Linked DNA regions of Homo sapiens: region 2 is linked to region 1. A link is a contact called in ENCODE Hi-C data. All regions are on one chromosome and are shown on one strand. Each heading gives the region's core, a stretch centred on a gene start or an enhancer-like site at or near the end of the contact. The rest is flanking DNA. Distances are from core to core; before and after follow the strand shown. Region 1 holds the start of BRAT1 (BRCA1 associated ATM activator 1). Region 2 holds the start of MICALL2 (MICAL like 2).

Region 1 (6,643 bases), core at 1,887-4,386:
GATTATAGGCATGAACCACCGTGCCTGGCCTTAAATATATATATTAGAAAACAAGGAAGACCTAGATATTTAGCTCAAAGAGGGTAAAAGGCACTTTGGGAAGCAGAGGCAGGTGACTGCCTGAGCCCAGGAGATCGAAAACAGCTTGGGCAATACGGTGAGACCCCATCCTTAAAAAAAAAAATACAATATAATTTAAAAATAAAAAGAATAAAAGAACACGGTAAACCAAAAAAAGGAAGTAAAGAATAGCAGAAATTAACAACATGCAGTCTATCCCAATGCAATTATCAACCATGAGAATAAACATTTACATGCGAGAATATTTATGTAAAAGGAAAGCCATTATGACACTATTTTTTTTTTTTTGAGACGGAATCTCGCTCTGTCGCCCAGGCTGCAGTGCAGTGGCGTGATCTCGGCTCACTGCAAGCTCTGCCTCCTGTGTTCACGCCATTCTCCTGCCCAGCCTCCCAAGTAACTGGGACTACAGGCGCCCACCACCACGTCTGGCTATTTTTTTTTTTTTTGTATTTTTAGTAGAGACGGGGTTTCACCATGTTAGCCAGGAGGGTCTTGATCTCCAGACCTCGTGATCTGCCTGCCTCGGTCTCCCAAAGTGCTGGGATTACAGGCTTGAGCCACCGCGCTCGACTGACACTATTTTTTTGAGACAGAGTCCATTCTGTCGCTGGAGTGCAGTGGCACGATCTGGGCTCACTGCAACCTCCGCTTCCTGGGTTCAAGCGATCCTCCCCCTCAGTCTCCCAAGTAGCTGGGATTACGGCGCATGCCACCATGCCCGGCTAATTTTTTTATTTTTAGTAGAGACGAGGTCTCACCATGTTGGCCAGGCTGGTTTCGAACTCCTGACTTCAAGTGACCTACCCGCCTTGGCCTCCCAAAGTGATGGGATTACAAGCATGAGTCACCGCGCCTGACCTATGACACTACTTAAAATGATGAAAAATGAGAAATATAAACATCTGACAGTGGAGTGATTCAATTAATTATGGTCTATTCCTACAGCAAATAACATGTAGTCAATAACATTAACATATTATGTGGAGAAAACACTCACTATGATAGCAAGAGAGAAAGCAAGACACCAAAATTGTGTTTACAGTATGACCTCATTTTTTTTTCCCCAGAAAAATACAGCTTTATGTGTTATGAAAAGGCTGGGAGTAAATTAAAACGTTGATGGTTTAATTTTCCTCTTTACTCTTTTGTTCATGTTTTAAAGAACATGTATTACTTTGTTTTTTTTTTTTGAGACAGGGTCTCACTCTATCACCCAGGTCAGGGTGCAGTGGCACAATCATAGCTCACTGCAACCTCTACCTCCCGGACTCAAAGGATCCTCCCATCTCAGCCTCCAGAGTAGCTGGGACTACAGGTGCGCCACCAGGCACAGCTAATTTTTGTTTTTTTTTTTTTTAGAGATGACGTCTCGCTATGTTGGACCAGGCTGGTCTTGAACTCCTGGACTTAAGCAATCCGCTCGCCTCAGCCTCCCAAAGTGCTGGGATTACAGGTATGAGCCACTGCATCCGGCCCCTACTTTCATAATCAGAAAGAAAACAAATCTGATGTCTTAAACACACTAAATACAACGAGAACAACAATAAAACAAGTTTGTTCACGCCTTCTGTAGAACTGAACCTTGGGGTGCCCTGATCGTGGCTCAACTGGCTGAATTTCAGGCTCTAACTCTCCAGATCATTCTCTCGGGCTTCATCTTAACTTGCCCTCAGTCTGCCACAGATAATCCTTAGGAAGTGAAGGAAAGACATCTGATTGGCAGTTTCTGCCCTTCCTCCAGGACAGGGGAGTCCCCATCTGGCCCCTGCTCCCTGTCCCAGCCTCTGCGTCTGGTCTCTGGATAGGCAGTAAACAGCAGCACCACCTCCTTACCTCCTTCAGTGACCGTTTTAAACCAGTCCAGGAGCTTCTCCAAACAGGTGTCATCTGCCACCGGCTGCCTGGGATCTACCAGAACAGCACAGAGAGCCGGGAGCAGCTGGGCGCATTCTGGGTCCATGGTGAGGCCGCAGGCCCTGCAAAGGCAATGTGAGAGCCAAACCTCAATGCCCACTCCAGACCCAGCTCGCTCTAGTCACAGCAGCCCACCATGCCTGCTCAGGCCTGGGAAGGGGCCCCAGAACTTTCATCTCAGACCAGGAGAACCATGATCCCCAGACCAGAGGTCTGTACTGCAGGGATGGATGCAAAGCTTTGGTCTAGGTGGGGCCCTGAGCGCTGGTGGCGGGGCTGAAAGGGGCAGATGAGGGTCTAGCTGAAACCACAAGGCCTCCGGAACTCAAAGTCTGTCACCCTTGGTCTTTGGTGCAGTCGGGGCAACAGCGTGGTGCTGGCCCAGGCTGCAGGTGGGCCAGAGTCAGGGGCATCTTTGAGTTCCGGGGTCAGCCATGTGTGCAAGGGGATGTCTACCCATGCCCCAGGGCCAGCCTGGGCTGGAAAGTTTCTGTCCCTCCCAGCGTCAAGTGGTGGCTGCATTTGACGTCCTGAAGCCAGCAGGGGGGTGCGGAGGGGAAGGGGCGCCTGTCCGTGTGTCTGTCCCTCTCAGGGTCAGTGGTGGCTGCATTTGCTGTTCTGCAGCCAGTAGGAGGGTGAGGAGGGGAAGGGGCACCTGTCCGTGTGTCTGTCCCTCCCAGGATTAGTGGTGGCTGCATCTGAAGCCGGCGGGGGGGAGAGGGGGGCGGCGGGGTGCGGAAAGGAAGGGGCGCCTGTCTCTCCCAGGACCAGGTGTGCATCCGTGCGTCCAGCCTCGGGGGTGGGCGGGGTGGTCAGCGGCTCTGTCTAACCGGGGCACCGTCTGCCAATGCCCGGGAAGGCTGCGTCCCGGGAAGAGGAACCCTCCCCACACTTTGAAGTCAGTTTTGGCCGCGAGCGCCAGGCCCGAGAGTCCAGAAGGGGCGCCAGAGCAGGCGGCCACAGTCGGGCTGGGAAGCGAGCCCAGGTCGCGCACGCCCCGGGCTGGGCTGCTCCCTGGCCCGCCCGCCCCCCTCGGCCGGGTCTTGGCCTCCCCGCGCCCCACTACCACGACCTCGACCCCCGAAGGCCCACGCGCCTCACCGCTCGGTTGCGTCCTCCGCCGCAACCACCCCTCGCCCAAGGCTCCGCCTCCGGACAGTGCCACCTGCCAGGCCCGGAGGAGGCGGAGGACGGAGACGGCTGGCGTGGGGAACTGAGACTGCACCCCTGGAGGCCGCTCTGGAAGCCTCGAGGGCCCAGACTTGAAGGAAGGAGTTCAAGCTGAGAGGGGCTGGGGACAGGCAGGCGCCAAGCCGGTCGCTCCGACAGATCACCCCCGCCAGGCGCCTAGTGGTTCATGCCGAGCATCCGGTGGGTGGGCGGGGCGTCTCGAGGGCGGGGATCTCTGAGGAAGGCGCGGGGTTGTGTCCGGAGGGGCGGGGCTTCGCCTGCAGGGCGCCCAGTGTCTGCACCGGCGGGAGCGAGAAAACTATGTGCCGGAGAGAAGCGTCCTGATCCGTGCACCAAAGCCCTTGGTCATTTAGCTTCAGGTTCTCAAATTAAGTCCTCCGCGGCCGCGCTGTGGCTCATGCCTGTAATTCCAGCCCTTTAGGAGGCGCAGTTGGGAGGATTGCTTGAAGCCAGGAGTTGAGACCAGCCTAGGCAACAAAGCGAGACCCCATCTCTTAAAATTTAAAAAAAAAAAAAAAAAAAAAAAAAAAGGCCAGGCGTGGTGGCTCACGCCTGTAATCCCAGCGCTCTGGGAGGCCCAGGCGGGCGGATCACGAGGTCAGGAGTTCGAGACCAGCCTGGCCAACATGGCGAAATCCCGTCTCGTCTCTAATTTTTGTATCTCTAAGATATCAAAATTAGCCGGACGTGGAGGCGCGCGCCTGTAATCCCAAGTACTCGGGAGACTGAGGCAGGAGAATCTCTTGAACCTGGGAGGCGGAAGTTGCAGTGAGCCAAGATGGTGCCACTGCACTCCAGCCTGGGCTACAGGGCGAGACTCCGTCTCAAAAAAAAAAAAAGAAAATCAGCCAGACCTGGTAGCATGCGCCTGTGGTCCCAGCTACTCCAGAGGCTGAGGCGGGAGGATCGCTTGAGCCCAGAAGTTCAAGGCTGCAGTGAGCTATGATCCTGCCCCGGCACTCCAGCCTGGGCAACAGAGCAAGACCCTGTGTTTTAAGAAAGCAAACAGGCAGAAAAACTAGGTCCAAAAAATTGAGTTCAAAACACTAACTGTGTGTTCGAGAGTCTCAAAGCCAGTGGATAGACAAGGCTCATGTTCCCAAAGCATTGTTTTATAGCAAGATTGTTGGGAGCCAACACCAGATTTAGGAAACAAAGCAGAATTCCTATGGATATTAAAATTTAAAAATTTAAAAGCACTGACTTTGCTGGGTCACCTTTATTTTATTTATTTATTTATGGAGACGGAGTGTCACTCTTTTTGCCCAGACTGGAGTGCAATGGCTCAATCTTGACTCACTGCAACCTCCACCTCCTGGGTTCAAGCGATTCTCCTGCCTCAGCCTCCCGAGTAGCTGGGATTACAGGTGCGGGCCACCACGCCCAGCTAATTTTGTATTTTTAGTAGAGACGGGGTTTCACCATGTTGGCCAGGCTGGTCTCGAACTCCTGACTTTAGGTGATCCGCCCACCTAGGCCTCCCAAAGTGCTGGGACTACCAGCGTGAGCCAACGCGCCCAGCCGTGCTGGGTAACCTTGGAAAAGCAACTTCCCTGACGCTTGCATGCCCCCTGCACACACACACACACGTACATCCTTAGAACTACATGTGTGAAAAAGTTTGAAATGCACAGTTATCTTCCCTGAAATTTGGTTCCTCATTGTGAAATGAGATACTAACATTCACCCAGTTAGGTAATTGTGGAGTAAAGAAAACTCAACAACAGCACTGTGCTAAGTGCTTCACTTACTGTAAACTTGTATGATTCTACAGCAACGGTAGGAGAGTACCACTACCAGCCCATCAGATGAGGAAAATGAGGCACAGAGAGGCTAACTCATAAGGCCTTACAGCTACTGGATTGGCACAGTTTGGATTTGAACCCAAGCAGTCTGGCTCCAGATTTGAATATTGTATTGCACAGGTCCACAATTTTTTTTTTTTTTGAGGTGGAGTCTCGCTCTGATGTCCAGGCTGGAGTGCAGTGGTGTGATCTCAGCTCACTGCAACCTCCACCTCCCAGGTTCAAGCAATTCTCCTGTCTCAGCCTCCTGAGTAGCTGAGACTACAGGCACCCACGACCCCTGGCTAATTTTTGTATTTTTAGTAGAGACAGAGTTTCACCATATTGGTCAGGCTGGTCTCAAACTCCTGACCTCAAGTGATCCACCCACCCTAGACTCCCAAAGTGCTGGGATTACAGGCGTGAGCCACCATCGTGCCTGGCCCAGGTCCACAATTTCTTATCTCAAACTTTTGGGGACAAATGTTTTTTCAGAATTCAGAACTGTTCAGATTTTAGAAATGTGACATGGCACATGTACATTAAATATGAGATTACAGCAGAGTGTGACACACACCCCATAATTAAACGTATTAATAGTTATTCAGGGCCGGGTGCAGTGGCTCACGCCTGTAATCCCAGCACTTTGGGAGGTGGAGGCGGGCGGATCACGAGATCAAGAGAGCGAGACCATCCTTGTCAAGGTGGTGAAACCCGTCTCTACTAAAAATACAAAAATTAGCTGGGCGTGGTGGCACGCACCTGTAGTCCCAGCTACTCGGGTAGCTGAGGCAGGAGAATCGCTTGAACCCAGGAGGCAAAGGTTGCAGTGAGCGGAGATCGCACCACTGCACTCCAGCCTGGGCCACAGAGCAAGACTCCGTCAAAAAAAAAAAAAAAAGAAGTTATTCAGTGAAACTCACTCATGTACACCCCGTGGGATAAATAAGCACTATAAATAGCCTCAGCTCAGAGTTTTCCTCCCGGAGAGTTGAGGTTAGGACTGGTCTGGCCTTCAAATGAGTTGTGAAGGGCTTTCGGAAGTTTGTGGAATTCAGAATCACAGATAAAAGGTCGTAGATAGGCGCTGGCTCTATAATTAGATAAGAGAAGGGCAAAAAGTTTGCGAAGCCCAAGGGTGGGAGAGTGGCAAGAGGTACTTATGCACAGGGAGCACGTAGAGCAAAGCGCCCTGGGTGAGACCCTGAAAGCAAACGAAAGTTTATTATGTGTGTTTGTTTGATTGAGACAGGGTCTTGCTCTGTCGCCCAGGCTGGACTGTAGTGGTGCAATCATAGCTCACTGCAGCCTCGACCTCCTGGGCTCCAAGCGATCCTCCCACCTCAGCCTCCCGAGGAGCTGGGACTATAGGCGTGCACCAGCATGCCTGGCTTTTATTTTTATTTTATTTTTCGAGAGACGGGGTCTCGCTACATTGCCCAGGCTGGTATCAAACTCCTGGGCTCAATTGAATCTCCTGCCTTAGGCTCCCATAGTGTTGGGATTACAGACGCGAGCCACTGCGCCGGGCCGGTTTTTTTCCCCCTCTCAGCCCCCGCGCTCCGCCCCGGGAACTCCGGGAGCGCTCCTGGTCGGCCGGCCGGCGCCCGCGGACTCTGCGCACGCGCATGGTCGCCCCAGGGGGAACGCAGGTCGCTTACCCGGCTGGG
Region 2 (6,160 bases), core at 1,502-4,001, 1.1 Mb before region 1:
TAAGACGGTGCCACTGCACTCCAGCCTGGGCGACAGAGCGAGACTCCAACTCTGGAATAAAAGCAAAGGGCCCAGGCACCCATACAAGCGCATGTCCCCACACCCTGGTGCACACCCGACCCCCATGACACTCCGGGTTTTCCATCAGCCAGGGTCTACAGAGGCCCCCACGCCCCAACACCCATGGAAGCCTGTACTAGCTTCTTCCTACTGCCGTAACAAATTGCCACAAACTCTGGGGCTTAAAACACCAGGAATTTGTTTTCTCACGGCTCTGGAGGCCGGACTCCGACATCAAGGTGTGGGCTGGGCCTTGCTGCCTAAGGAGGTTCTCGGGGAGGGTCCTTCCTGCCTCTTCCAGCCCAGGACACCCTTGGCTTGTGGCTGCACCTCTCTGATCTCTGCCTCCAAGGGCACATGGCCTTCTCCTCTGTCCTTCTGCACGTGGGCACCTACTAAGCTCCTACCATATCTACTGAACCCCAACTGAAAGGCCCTTATCTGCAGAACTCCAACCATGTGCTGGTATCTACCGAGCCCAGTTCCAGGCACCAGGGGTGCAGCAGTGAACAAAACAGAGCCCCCACCCTCTGGAGCTGACAGTCCAGTGGGGACAGAACCAAGTCAGCCACAGCTTGGGTAACTCCACACCCACCGGAGCTGGGGGCAGAGGGCCTCCTCTCTCTCCCGCCTCCTTCCTGTTCTGGCCTCTGCACTCTCTGGAGCCACCCTGGGCTTTTATTCATTTACCTGTTCCCTGTCTGTCTCTGTGACCGGAACATTGCTCCCTGCATCTGGAGGCTGAGGGGAACTGGCACAGGACTCAGTGCTGGGTACACAGCAGGTACTCAATAACTGTCAGTGCACTGAGGAGATACACAGCGACCACCGTGCCAGTGCATGCACATGCACCTGTGCTCACCCTGGGCACTGCCCACAGGCACGTCTGAGCCGGCAGGGAGTACAGAGAAGCTCCCCAGGACCAGAGGGCCCCAAATCTCCGGCGACACCAGTGATCCATGAAGCTGGTGGCCAGCAGCCGGTGGCAACGCCTCTCCCCACCCCAGAGGCTTTTCGGGCTGGCCCCAGCTTGGATGCCTGGGCTCAGCCACCAGCCAGCCTCATCCAGGACCCTGCAGCCCCGGGGGTGGGGTCTCGCCTGCCTTCCTCCCCATTCCGGGTCCTTCTCCCAGTCTCCAGGTCCCTGGCCCTCTCCTTCAAAGCTCAGCGTCAGGCTTTCCATGTGGAAGCACGCACCTTGTGCCCAGCATCTTCTGCCTGCAAGGGCAACAGAGGCACGTTCCTGGCGAGGGAGAGCGGCTGCTGCCCAAACGCCAAATGGAAGCCCCTGGTGGCTCCACGAATGCATGTCACAACCTCAGAGCAGGGGCCGAGGCTGTTGCTCAAGACCCCAGCTTCCTGCAGAGAGTGGGACTGGCAGGACAGTGTCCAGGGGCACAGGGGAGGAGCCCCGGATCTGCGCAACGGGCTGGGGCTGTGTGACCTGAGCAAGGACCCCTCCTCTTAGCCTCGGTTCTCTGGTCTGCACAGCTGCGGCCTGACAGAGGCCCCAGGTGCTGCCTGTGGCTCCTCCCAACCCCGAGACCTTCCCACCAAAAACACACTCAGGAGAACGCTTTGCCCAGAAGGTGCCTGGGCTGCAGGTGGCCGTTGAGGGCCCCCCTTCCTGAGCGTCTGGCCCCCAGCCCCGACACACAGATCTCTGTCCCAGCAAGCCTGGTCCCAGTCATTTAGCCAAAGAGCGTTTGCTGAGTGAATAAACAATGGAGCAGGTCCAGGCTCGGGCCAAGATTCAGCAACGGGCAGGGCCAGCTGCCCAGCTACACACGCCAAGACCCTCCTGGGGAGAGACAGCCTAGTCCTCAACCCCTGCCACCTCCTGCTGCTCCCAGAGATGGGGGCTGTTCTCCATCTCGGGCCCTATCACCCGGGGCCTCAGAGGCCCGGCTGGCAGCAGCACCTGGGGTCTGGGGGCTTCCTGCCCTGCACTGGCCGCTCCCCCACAGTGGCCCTGGCCACATCCCCCCAGGGGCCTGAACAGGCTGGGGGAGGGTCAGTGCCCATACGAGGGCTATCCAGGGACCCCATCTGGTGGCCAGGCCCCTGGGCAGTGAGAGCCTCGGAGGGCCCAAAGAGGCAGCTCTGCTGGCCTTTCCCAGGGACACAGAGGGGGACTGGACTGAAGCCAGGGCCCAGGAGCCGCCCTGAGTCACGTCTGACTCAGCCGGCGGGCGGGGGATGCCATGGCTCTGGCCCAGCTGCATTCGGTGTCCGGGCACACTGAGGCCACTGAGGACAGCCTCGGGGGGCTGCACGGTGGGCTGTGCCTGCCCAGTCCCACGCCTCGGCTCCCCATCCCCCAGCCGCCCGGGCCTCAGTTTCCCCGCCCGTGTCAGCGCGCAGCCGAACAGCAGAAGAATCAAAGGGCGCCAGGCAGGACTTACATGAGGTCGGGCCGGTGGCGGTGCAGGATGGCGCAGAAAGCCAGGCCGTCGCGGAACGACGTGGTCATGTTGCAGATATTCACGTCGCGGTAGCCCTCGCACTGCTGCCGGCACCACTGTTGCAGCGCCCTGATGGCCGCCATGTGGGCGGCGCGCCCGCCGCGCGGCGGAACCGCCCTCCGACACCTTCCCGCGGCTGTGCCGCGACCGCCCGGCCGGCGGGACAGACGCTGGGACCGCTACGGAACCGCCAGACCCACGGCGCCCAGCCCCAGCTGAGCCGGACTGAGGGCGACGAGTGCCGGGTCCCTAAGAGAAGCCGAGCCCGGCCCCGCCCCCGCCGGCCCCGCCTCCTTGTAGGCCCCGCCCCCAGCCGCCAAGTCCTGCCTCCGGATAGGCCCCGTCCTCACACCTCCCAGCCCCGGCATAGGCTCCCGCCCAGGCAGGCCCCACCTCCCGACAGGCCCCGCCCCCAGCCGCCGGGTCCTGCCTCCTGATAGGCCCCGTTCCCACGCCTCCTGGCCCCGGCACAGGCTCCCGCTCCAGGCAGGCCCCGACTCCGGACAGGCCCCGCCCCCAGCCTCCAGGTTTTGCCTCCCGAGAGGCCCCGCCCCACGCCGCCCGGCCCCAGTACGGGCTCGCGCCCTAGGCACGTCCCGCCTCCTGGTAAGTCCCGCCCCCACGCTGTCAGGTCCCGCCCGACAGGCCCCGCCCCACGCCGCCTGGCCCCTCCCCAGGCCCCGCCCCGCCGCTGAGGGCCGAGACCCCCAACCGGTGAAGGGGCGCGGTCTGCTTGGGGGTCCTGCCATTCTGGACCCCTGCGGAGACCTGGAATTTTCTTTTTCGCCGCCCCACCTCCCACCACCATCTCACCCCACCGCCATGGAGAAGAGGCAGGAAAGGCCGTTGACAAACGGGGACACTGAGGCTCGAACACCCTGCCCTGTCTAGGGCCTCAGCCCTCGGCAGCCCGGCCTCCCGGGGAGCAGGAGGCGCCTTGTGTTTCAGGGTTTCAAAGGACGTCCGCATCTGGTTTCTCTTTCCAGGCCGCTACATGCCAGCGGGGGTTCCAGGCAAGGCAGAGGTGAGGCCTGGGCATTGCCAGAGGAGAAACTGAGGCCAGGAAGGGGGCCGTGGAGCCGGAGTTGCACAGCTGGCCTGTGCTTTTCTTCTGGGGGCCTGTGGGCAGGATCTGTTCCTGGGGCAGGAGATTCCTCAGGCTGACTTGCAGGGTAGTTCCAATTTTCCACTTTGAGCTGTGACAGAAGAAATAAGGAAAGTCCCTCTGCTGGGGCCCTAAATTATCCCAGACTGGCCCCTGGCCCCGTTATCCTTGGGGAACCTTGTCTGTGGCCACGGGGGCTGGACGAGGGCGGAATCACTGACACCAGCCATGTGAGGGGGGCCTACCCTCCTGGCTGTGGGGCCAGGGCTTGTCTGGGCAGGGCCTGCAGGAAGGAAGGTGTTTTCCCGCAGTAGCCCCTGGCAGGGAGTCAGGGCAGCTTCTCTGTGCCCCTTGGGAGGAGGAGAAACTGAGGTCTTCCAACCCCAGCCAATGGTGCTGTTCCAGATCTTTTCTGAGGCTGGTCCCTGGTGAGACACCGTAGTGTTCATGGCCAGCTGCCTAAGTGTCAGTGAGGCCTGTGTGTAGGTGGTGAGCTCCCCGTCACCAGGGGCATGCAAGCAGCTGCTAGGCAGGGAGCCCTTGTGGCCTGGGAATGTGGCTGGCCCTAACCGCTGCTCCGCCACAGTCCCTGACCTGCGGATGTCAGGGGATATCGTGCCAGCACAGCCGGAGCCGGTCCTGGCACCGGGTTTTCTTGACTCCCAGGGCAACGGTTAGGAGAACCGGAAGAGCTGGAAAAGAAGGGAGAGATCAAGAAGCAGAAGCAGCGGGGCAGTGGGCGGGGGGAATTAGTGGGGGATGGGGGACACAGGGGTGGACAGGCGTTAGGGCCCAGCTCCCTTAAAAGGAGTGGTGTGGGAGGTGGCCTGGGTTTCACTTTTATCGTGAACTTTTACCACTGCACACTTAAAAAGCCATCTCACTGGTCACCCCGTGGCCCATCCTGCGCGGCCCCCCTCTGGCACCAGTGAGCTGGGAGGCAGCATTTGTGACGTTTGCCCACCAGCACCTCACACACCATGTCCCTCCAGGGTCCCCGAAGCCAGGAGCCAGGACACCCCCAAACAAATGGTCCTTTCTCCCCACTGCCCACGGCTGCCACCCTCCCATCCAGACGACCTGTCCCCCCGCCTCTGCCCACAGGGCTGCCTCCTGCCCCTCCAGCCACCACAGTCCACCCTCCCCAGCAGCCCGAGGGATCTTTCTAGAAGGCCTGACCAAGCCCTTCCCCTGCCGGGAGCCTCCCAGGCTGTCCTTCGAATAAAGTCCAGGTTGCTTATCAGACTTTCCGCAGGCTTATCACGCTGCATCTCCCCGGCCGCACCCTGCCACGCTGACCCCAGAGCTTTGCGCCCGCACCGGCCCCCAGCACCCGCCCCTCCTCCTCATCCTCCAAGACCCCCACCCTGAAGCCCCTTGGAGCCACCGAAGGCTCCCAGGGTCCCCATCTGTGCTCCCCAGGGCTGCCATGTGGACTCTGCACACGCCTCCCCCGTCCAACACAGAGCCTCCACCCGGGGAACCCGCTGCCTTCTGGCCTCACTGGGAAACTGCCTTCTCTCGGGCTCAGTTTCCTCATCTGCAAAGTGACATCATGGTCCCCTTCCACCAAGGGCTACCCCACGGCCAGGCACGCAGTAAATGCAGCATGATGTACCCACCCAGGCACGCAATAAATGCAGCATGATGTACCCAGGGGTGGGGAACAGGTAAGAGCGGTGTGAGCTCAACAGGCCCCAGGATGGGGACTCAGATGGGGGCCCAGACTTCAGGCCCTTTAGAAATGATGATGACCTCAGCCTGGGACTAACAGAGAGAGAGAAAAAGGGGAGAAAGAGACAGAGAGAGAAAGAGAGGGGAGAAAGAAAGAGGAGAAGAGAGGGAGACAGAAGATAGAGCAAGAACCTCCCTAGGAAGGACCACGAGAACTGAGACCTGGAGGCTAAGCTAAGTAGGAATCACTTTGTTGGAGAGGAAGGGGAAAGGGCAAAGGGAACAGGAGTTGTAAAGGCCCTGCGGCAGGAAGGAAGACTCGAAGATAGGCTGGTGTCGCTGGTGCAGGGGACTGGGAGGAGGTGCAGGGGCTGCGGGAGGAAGGGGTGCAGGCAGCAGGGCCCGGCTAGGCCCCTACTCCAACTTCTCCCACCAATTTCCATGCCTACATTGTCATTTGATACTTACAGCCACCCTTTAAAAGTGGCTCTGGGCCAGGGGTGGTGGCTCATGCCTGTAATTCCAGCATTTTGGGAGGCTGAGTTGAGACGATCACCCAAGGTCAGGAGTTTGAGACCGGCCTGGCCAACATGGTGAAACCCCGTCTCTACTAAAAATACCAAATTAGCCGGGCATGGTGGCACATGCCTGTAGTCCCAGCTACCTGCAAGGCTGAGGCAGGAGAATCGCTTGAATCCGGGAGGTGGAGGTTGCAGTGAGCTGAGATCACACCACTACACTCCAGCCTGGGTGACACAGCAAGACTCTCCCCACCCTGCCGCTCGCCACCCAAAAAAAAAGTGGCTCTGGGCCAGGTGTTGTGGCTCATGCTTGTAGTCCCAGCTACTCAGGAGGC

The links. Hi-C counts contacts between places; a loop is a spot of excess contacts on that map. Pooled maps may share reads with other maps.
Region 2: a loop to region 1 is called in a map of naive thymus-derived CD4-positive, alpha-beta T cell, with 16 times the contacts of the local background. The contact joins the promoter of MICALL2 here to the promoter of BRAT1 in region 1. A Hi-C loop is called at or near these places in 1 of 168 maps with a recorded cell type or tissue (naive thymus-derived CD4-positive, alpha-beta T cell), 2 of 37 single-sample maps with no recorded cell type and 9 of 50 pooled maps.

Annotation. Positions count from the first base shown.
Region 1 is chr7:2,552,388-2,559,030 of GRCh38, forward strand. BRAT1 (BRCA1 associated ATM activator 1) reads right to left here and starts at 3,137. Exons shown (of 14, transcript NM_152743.4): 1 at 3,100-3,137; 2 at 1,918-2,060. The coding sequence starts at 2,044. It overlaps IQCE (IQ motif containing E), which reads left to right and starts at 6,592. Exons shown (of 22, transcript NM_152558.5): 1 at 6,592-6,643. RefSeq lists silencers at 2,892-3,131, 6,474-6,643 and an enhancer at 3,044-3,721.
Region 2 is chr7:1,456,719-1,462,878 of GRCh38, forward strand. MICALL2 (MICAL like 2) reads right to left here and starts at 2,752. Exons shown (of 17, transcript NM_182924.4): 1 at 2,466-2,752. The coding sequence starts at 2,608. MICALL2-DT (MICALL2 divergent transcript) reads left to right here and starts at 3,201. Exons shown (of 2, transcript XR_001745046.2): 1 at 3,201-3,549. RefSeq lists enhancers at 706-1,428, 1,429-2,151, 3,575-4,126, 4,127-4,678, 4,215-4,509 and a silencer at 2,525-3,244.